Regions from separate parts of the Homo sapiens genome. Here region 1 is linked to region 2. Evidence: chromatin contacts called from ENCODE Hi-C or POLR2A ChIA-PET data. All regions are on one chromosome and are shown on one strand. The core of a region is the stretch at or near the end of the contact, and the rest is flanking DNA. Distances in the headings are between cores, read along the strand shown.

Region 1 (2,791 bases), core at 16-2,515, 34 kb before region 2:
AGAAATTGATTTTTTTAACTCATTATCTTGATTGTGTCGATGGTTCCATGGGTAGAAATACATGTCAAAACTGATTATATTTGTATACTTGAAATATGTGCAGGTTATTCTATGTCAGTGTTTCCTCAAAGTTGTTAGAAAAATAAACCCGATCGTGTAAGGACTTGGGAGCCATTGGCACAAAGTTTTAATTAAGTTCTAAGTACAAAGGGAAGCTACTAGAGGGTTGTGAACAATGAAAGATGATTTGGTTAAACATTTCATGCAACAGATTCACTTAAGGCATGTTTTTTTAAAAAAAAATCTTATGTGAAATATTCTCACAAATCTCAAAATCTCCCCCAAATAAAGCAGGCTTGCTTATAACTAATTGCTAATACTTTGGATTGGTTAGGTATTTTCCCTCCTAAATGCATATAGAAAGGTCAAAACTGGACTGGGGAGACCACATTAATTTTAGTGCAGGTCGAGTAAGAAATAAGCAGAAAATGTGGAAATAAACATGCCTCTTCCCACAGTAAATTGAGGAAGACATGATGATCAAAGATGCGGAGCACATCCACTAGGCATTTCCTGCATAAAACTCACACTATAGTAGCTGTTCTTTGAAAAGAGTTGAAATGTCCAGGAGACTTGAGGAAGCAAATATATATATGCTCTATTTCTTTCATAAGAAGATAAGAAATGAGCCAGAATGTATAGCACCAGGAATTTTGACTTTGATAGTGAGCGAGGATCACAAAACATGAATAAGAATGAGATCACATACCACATGGTCCAGGCTTGGCAGGACCATTCACGAGAGCACAGCCTGTCTGAGAGCCCCACGTTCATGTTTTTTTAGAAGAGGCATGAAAAGAAGTGACCTAACATAGACGATCATAGAAATATAGAATTTGGTTTAAAAACTAAAATCTGAAATCACGATCTTAAAACAAATGGCCTGTTGAGGCCTTGAGTTTCACAGTTGATGGCTAAGGATTAAGGAGAAAAAGGAAACCACTTTCCACCAACTGTAACTTGTTTCTAAAGCACTTTAAAGCACTTGAAGAAACTAAGCACTCGAAGGACACTTTTGAACTATCTTAAACTGATTAACTTGTCACTGACAGAGGCTTTTTCTAACACCTGAGAGCTCGAATATTGTTCCGGTTGAGGTGGAAATGTGATGCATTGTTTACGGATTACTTCATTGTGACACTGTAGAAAAAAATCTGACCAAACCAAATATGTTGTCACTGCTGGGAAATGTCTCTTACCTCCTGCTCTGACAGGAAGTCACCACTATTGATTTAGCTAATAGAATTTCTTAAAAGTTCCTTTGACACACAGAGCTGGAAGTTATGCTTCCTTCTCCCCCTTTTTCAAAAGAGAATCAGACTTATTTTTTAAATGGTCGCATTCAACAAATGTTTATGAAGTGCCTACATGTGCTGGATTGGAAGTCTTTCAGCAGGTGTGCTTTGTAGGTAGAGGAGCTGAGGTGTGCACAGTCCATGGGAGTATCATCTTGTAGATAATGGTTGATTACCTGCAGAACTAGTGAAATTGCATTTCTATCTGTGCCTGCACAGCAAGGTAAAAGAGGTAATTTTAAGTGAAGCCTAGCTTTAAGTTAAATACAAATCTAGTTGAAAGAGTAGACTTTTTGAGGAACTACTTCAAGCAAATAAAATAAAATTTAATGCACAGCTGCTTCTAAAATTTTCAGCCCAGAAATCGCAACCTATGTTAGTACTGTCTGCTTAAGATTACAAGTTCCTAAAGATGAAGGATGTATCAACGTTGTTCTTTGTTCAATGCCCAAAATACATTTACTCCTGAGAAAAAAAGACAGAGAAAGTTAAGGACTTCCCTTTAGCTGTTTACTTTAAGTCCTTCCTAGCTCTTCTCTCTCACTGAGAGAAGATTTAGATGCAAGAGGAGCTAATTAGAGTAGATTTCTTCTGGCTTCTATGTAAAGGTAGTCAGGAATTGGGAAACCAACTTGTGGAATCCTGTGTCATTCTCTACTTTTGAAATCTTAAAACAAATGCACAAAGAAAAAACAAAGAACTTTTTAAGTCATATAGCATTAGCTTTATTTCCCACTGCTGTATTATTAAAACCACCAATAAGAAATCTTAGGATTATCGTATCTCTCTTCTTACACCAAGACAAATTTCAAATGGATCAAACACAAAAGCCATCAAAGTAACCAAAGAAAAGATAAAAACTTTTTTTTTCATTTACTGCATGGGAGGAGAGACAATATGTGTAAAACCAAAAGTCATAAAGAAAAACATTCATAAATTAGAGTATGTAAAAATATGCTTCTGGTTTAGAAACAAAACTTCTCTATAGCACACGTACACATACACACAACCATAAACAAAGTCATTTCACACTTGAGGATTGGAGATATTGAGAGCCATGTTTGTTACACATATGACAGAAAAAATATATCATTTCCTTGATATTCAAGTAGCCTACAAATCAACCAGAAATAGACTCAGAATTAAAAGCGGCAAATAATATGGTAAAAATATGAATTGACTAATGGCCGTAGAAAGAGACATTCAATGTAGCTCACTATGAAAGAAATGAAAAACCTATCAATTTGGCAAAGAAGATGTAAAATTTCAGTCTACAGGGTTCATAAGAGTGTGCAGAAATAGACATTCCACATACACTGTTGGTGACAGAGTAATTTGGTAGACATTTTGTGGAGGGTAACTCTTTGGAGGGTATTTTTTTTTAATTTTATTATTATTATACTTTAAGTTTTAGGGTACATGTGCACAACATGCAG
Region 2 (2,904 bases), core at 58-2,557:
CCATGTACAAGCCTATCCATATTCTTTCAGTTTCATTGTGGCTGGATACTATGTTGCCTTGAATTTTACCTGTTACTTGCCCAGCTTCTGGATTTCCAGTATCAGAACATTAGAGGTTCATATTTTCCATACAAAAATAGAAAAAGTCATAATGGCGTGAAAGTCCCTGGGAGATTCACCCTTTCTTCTAGTGTGGTGTCTCAGCAAGTTCCCAGGCATATCACAGGATGGGAAGGATGGGGAAATACTCACCTAGGGCACTTACAAGGAGATAAGAATGGGAGGGCAGAGGGAGTTGGTCACCACGCTTGAACAAAGGGAGAAAAATATGTACACCTCTCATGAGTCATCAGTGAAAGTATCCAGCATGCTCAGGGGGCCTCCTGAACTTTGAAACTTGGATTTAATCCAGACATGAAATATGGAAAGTCACTCTTTATGCAATGCTTTCATCACCACCTCCGTTTTGCCTCTCTTTCATCTCAGTTAAGAGATACAAGACAGGTTCTTGTAATGACTGCCTGTGATTGCCATGCTAACAAAACTATTTACATGGAAATTAGGAATCCCATGTAGAATTCCAGAATCAAAGGTCCTGTGGATATGGTAATCAAGAAAATGTCTTTATATCCACATTATTGTGCCCATATGGTTATGATGCCATCTGGGTGCTAATTCTAATGCTATTCTTTCATGAGATGTTTAATAGTGCTCAATATTATTGACTGTTTAGTAGGCAGTAGAATTAGAGTTCCAATTATATGAGGTCATAGCACTGGCTACATGAGTGACCAGAAAGATGACTTACAGGGATTCCAGAAAACACACACACACACACACACACACACACACACACGCGTACACATGCACGTACACATACATGTATGCACTCATCAGGTAACTCTTTAAAAATTACTTAAATTCCTGATGAAGAGGCTACCACTTCTAAACTAATAAATGTCATGTGGACAGATATCTCCTTAGTAGCTGGGCTCATGCCATCCCTGCCCAGAAAAGGGGGCTAGAATCCCACAGAAAAAGCAGAAGATTATGCCCTCTTAGGAACTATAGTCCATCCTCCCAAGGTTTTTTTCCCCTTTAAGCAAATCCTCCTCACAAAAGAAAGATATGTTTATTTGTATTTTCAGTTAAGTTGACTATTTATTCACATTTCCTGCTGATGAGTCATTTATGCAGTTTACTGAAAAAAATAAATTGGTCACTAAAGCACTGCAAAATTAGGGTTCAAAGACGCAAAACTGACGTAAGCATCAAATAGGTACAGGTTAAGAATTTAATCAGCAAATAGATCAGTCAGCACGCTAGGACAGTACTCACACAAAGACTGGGTTTTGTTTAATTCTTTTCCAAGGGATCAGCACAGCCAGCCTGTCTGGAGCACCTCTGTTGGTTTTGCTCATCAGATACTTGTAAACAGAGCAAACACAGATATTTGATCAAGAAACCAAACCCCACATGCCTGGAATCAAGTGTGAGAAAATATCTTGGGCTTACTCCCATGATGCCTGTGTAAAAGTCGCACCGTTTGTCTGTAAATAAAAGGCCTGAGTTTAGCAGAAGATCATAGGAAAATGCAGCAAATGCACCATGTTTACAATGTGCAAAGGCAGAGAGAAGCATCAGTTCTCAGCATGAGATTGTTGGTTATGCCTGTGGGGGAGCAGATGGGAGATCACTATTGATCTCTAAAGTAGCTGGGTCAGCCAGACATGTTGGCTCATGCCTGTAATCCCAATAATTCAGGAGGCCAAGGTGAGAGGACTGCTTGATCCCAGGAGTTCAAGATTACAGTCAGCTGTGATTGCACCACTGCACTCCAGCCTGGGCAACAAAGCGAAATGTGGTCTTTTTTAAAATAAACAAATAAAATGTAAAAGTGGCTGGGCCTGTGCTCCATATACAGACTCATTTGCCCTCTTCTCAAGAACTCATCTGCTTTTAAAACTGGAGGATGATTGTTATTTTTATTTCTTCTTCTGGATACATTTTTAACCAACGTTAGAAAAATCAACCAGAGAGACAAATATCCATATACATACAGTAGCTTCACTAAAATATCTAGGATGGTCGAAACTGTCACCAAGGAGCCTTAGAAATGGATATTAATAACATGTACTTACCATGTGCTAGGCACCACATATATTACCTGTGTTAATTAATCCTCAGAACCATGGAAGAGTTACCATTATTATTCTCAACTCATGGATGAAGAAAATGAGACATAGCTTTGCCAACATTCACAGCAAATAAAGGGTGGCCCATCTTGACTCCAAGTTCAAGGTCTTAGCCACTACTTTGCTGACGCCCATTGAAGATGAATCAAGCACACCTGCACCATATCCAGCTGGTTGTATTATATCCAGTCCTTCTTATTTTGCAAAGAACCAATTCTCCAAATTAAAAGTCTCTTAATATCACCCTAAATCTACAATCCATAAAACACACCTTTGATTTGTCATATACATTTTCTTTAATGAACAAAGACAAAACTTTGAAATTTTGTTCAATTGTTTGAAACAATGACCTCCACATGTTGCCTAACCTAACAGATGAAGTGAAACAATCATTTTATAGCTCCAGTTCTTTATCTGCTATTACAGCCTCCAGCGTTTAACAAACTGTCACAATGTAAATCCCACAAGGTTCTCTAGAGCTCACACAGTTCTGTGTCCACCAAGCACTGAGCCATGTTTATTGTATATGTTCACGCTTGTATCAGGTGCTGCAGGTGTGTTGGCTCCCCTAAAGGGAACAGACATTCCGGCTCCGTTCTTTTTCTCCTTTTACAAAAACTATTTTCAACTACCCCCTCCATCCACCTGCCCCTACAACCTCATTCTTCTCAAATTTGCATGCTTCAACAAGTGCGATACTGTTGAACTG

The links. Hi-C counts contacts between places; a loop is a spot of excess contacts on that map. ChIA-PET counts read pairs that join two places held with the same protein, here RNA polymerase II (POLR2A).
Region 1: a map of PC-9 shows a loop between it and region 2 (5-fold over the local background). The contact joins two enhancer-like sites. A Hi-C loop is called at or near these places in 3 of 168 maps with a recorded cell type or tissue (Caco-2, Calu3 and PC-9). POLR2A ChIA-PET finds 5 or more read pairs at or near these places in 4 of 52 experiments (GM12878, HEK293, HepG2 and 1 more).

Annotation. Positions count from the first base shown.
Region 1 is chr5:143,628,450-143,631,240 of GRCh38, reverse strand. No RefSeq gene overlaps it. Among named protein-coding and RNA genes, the nearest start is that of MIR5197, 50 kb to the left of the region's middle. Within about 2 kb of position 1,265, at least 2 of the 41 ENCODE cell types and tissues checked have a DNase peak (open chromatin) inside an H3K27ac peak, as active enhancers do; they include PC-9, where a contact is called at or near this core.
Region 2 is chr5:143,593,879-143,596,782 of GRCh38, reverse strand. The region is part of intron 3 of LOC105378209 (a long non-coding RNA gene); the gene reads right to left. Among named protein-coding and RNA genes, the nearest start is that of MIR5197, 85 kb to the left of the region's middle. RefSeq lists a cis regulatory region at 385-398 and enhancers at 320-464, 285-579, 343-1,542. Within about 2 kb of position 1,307, at least 9 of the 41 ENCODE cell types and tissues checked have a DNase peak (open chromatin) inside an H3K27ac peak, as active enhancers do; they include PC-9, where a contact is called at or near this core.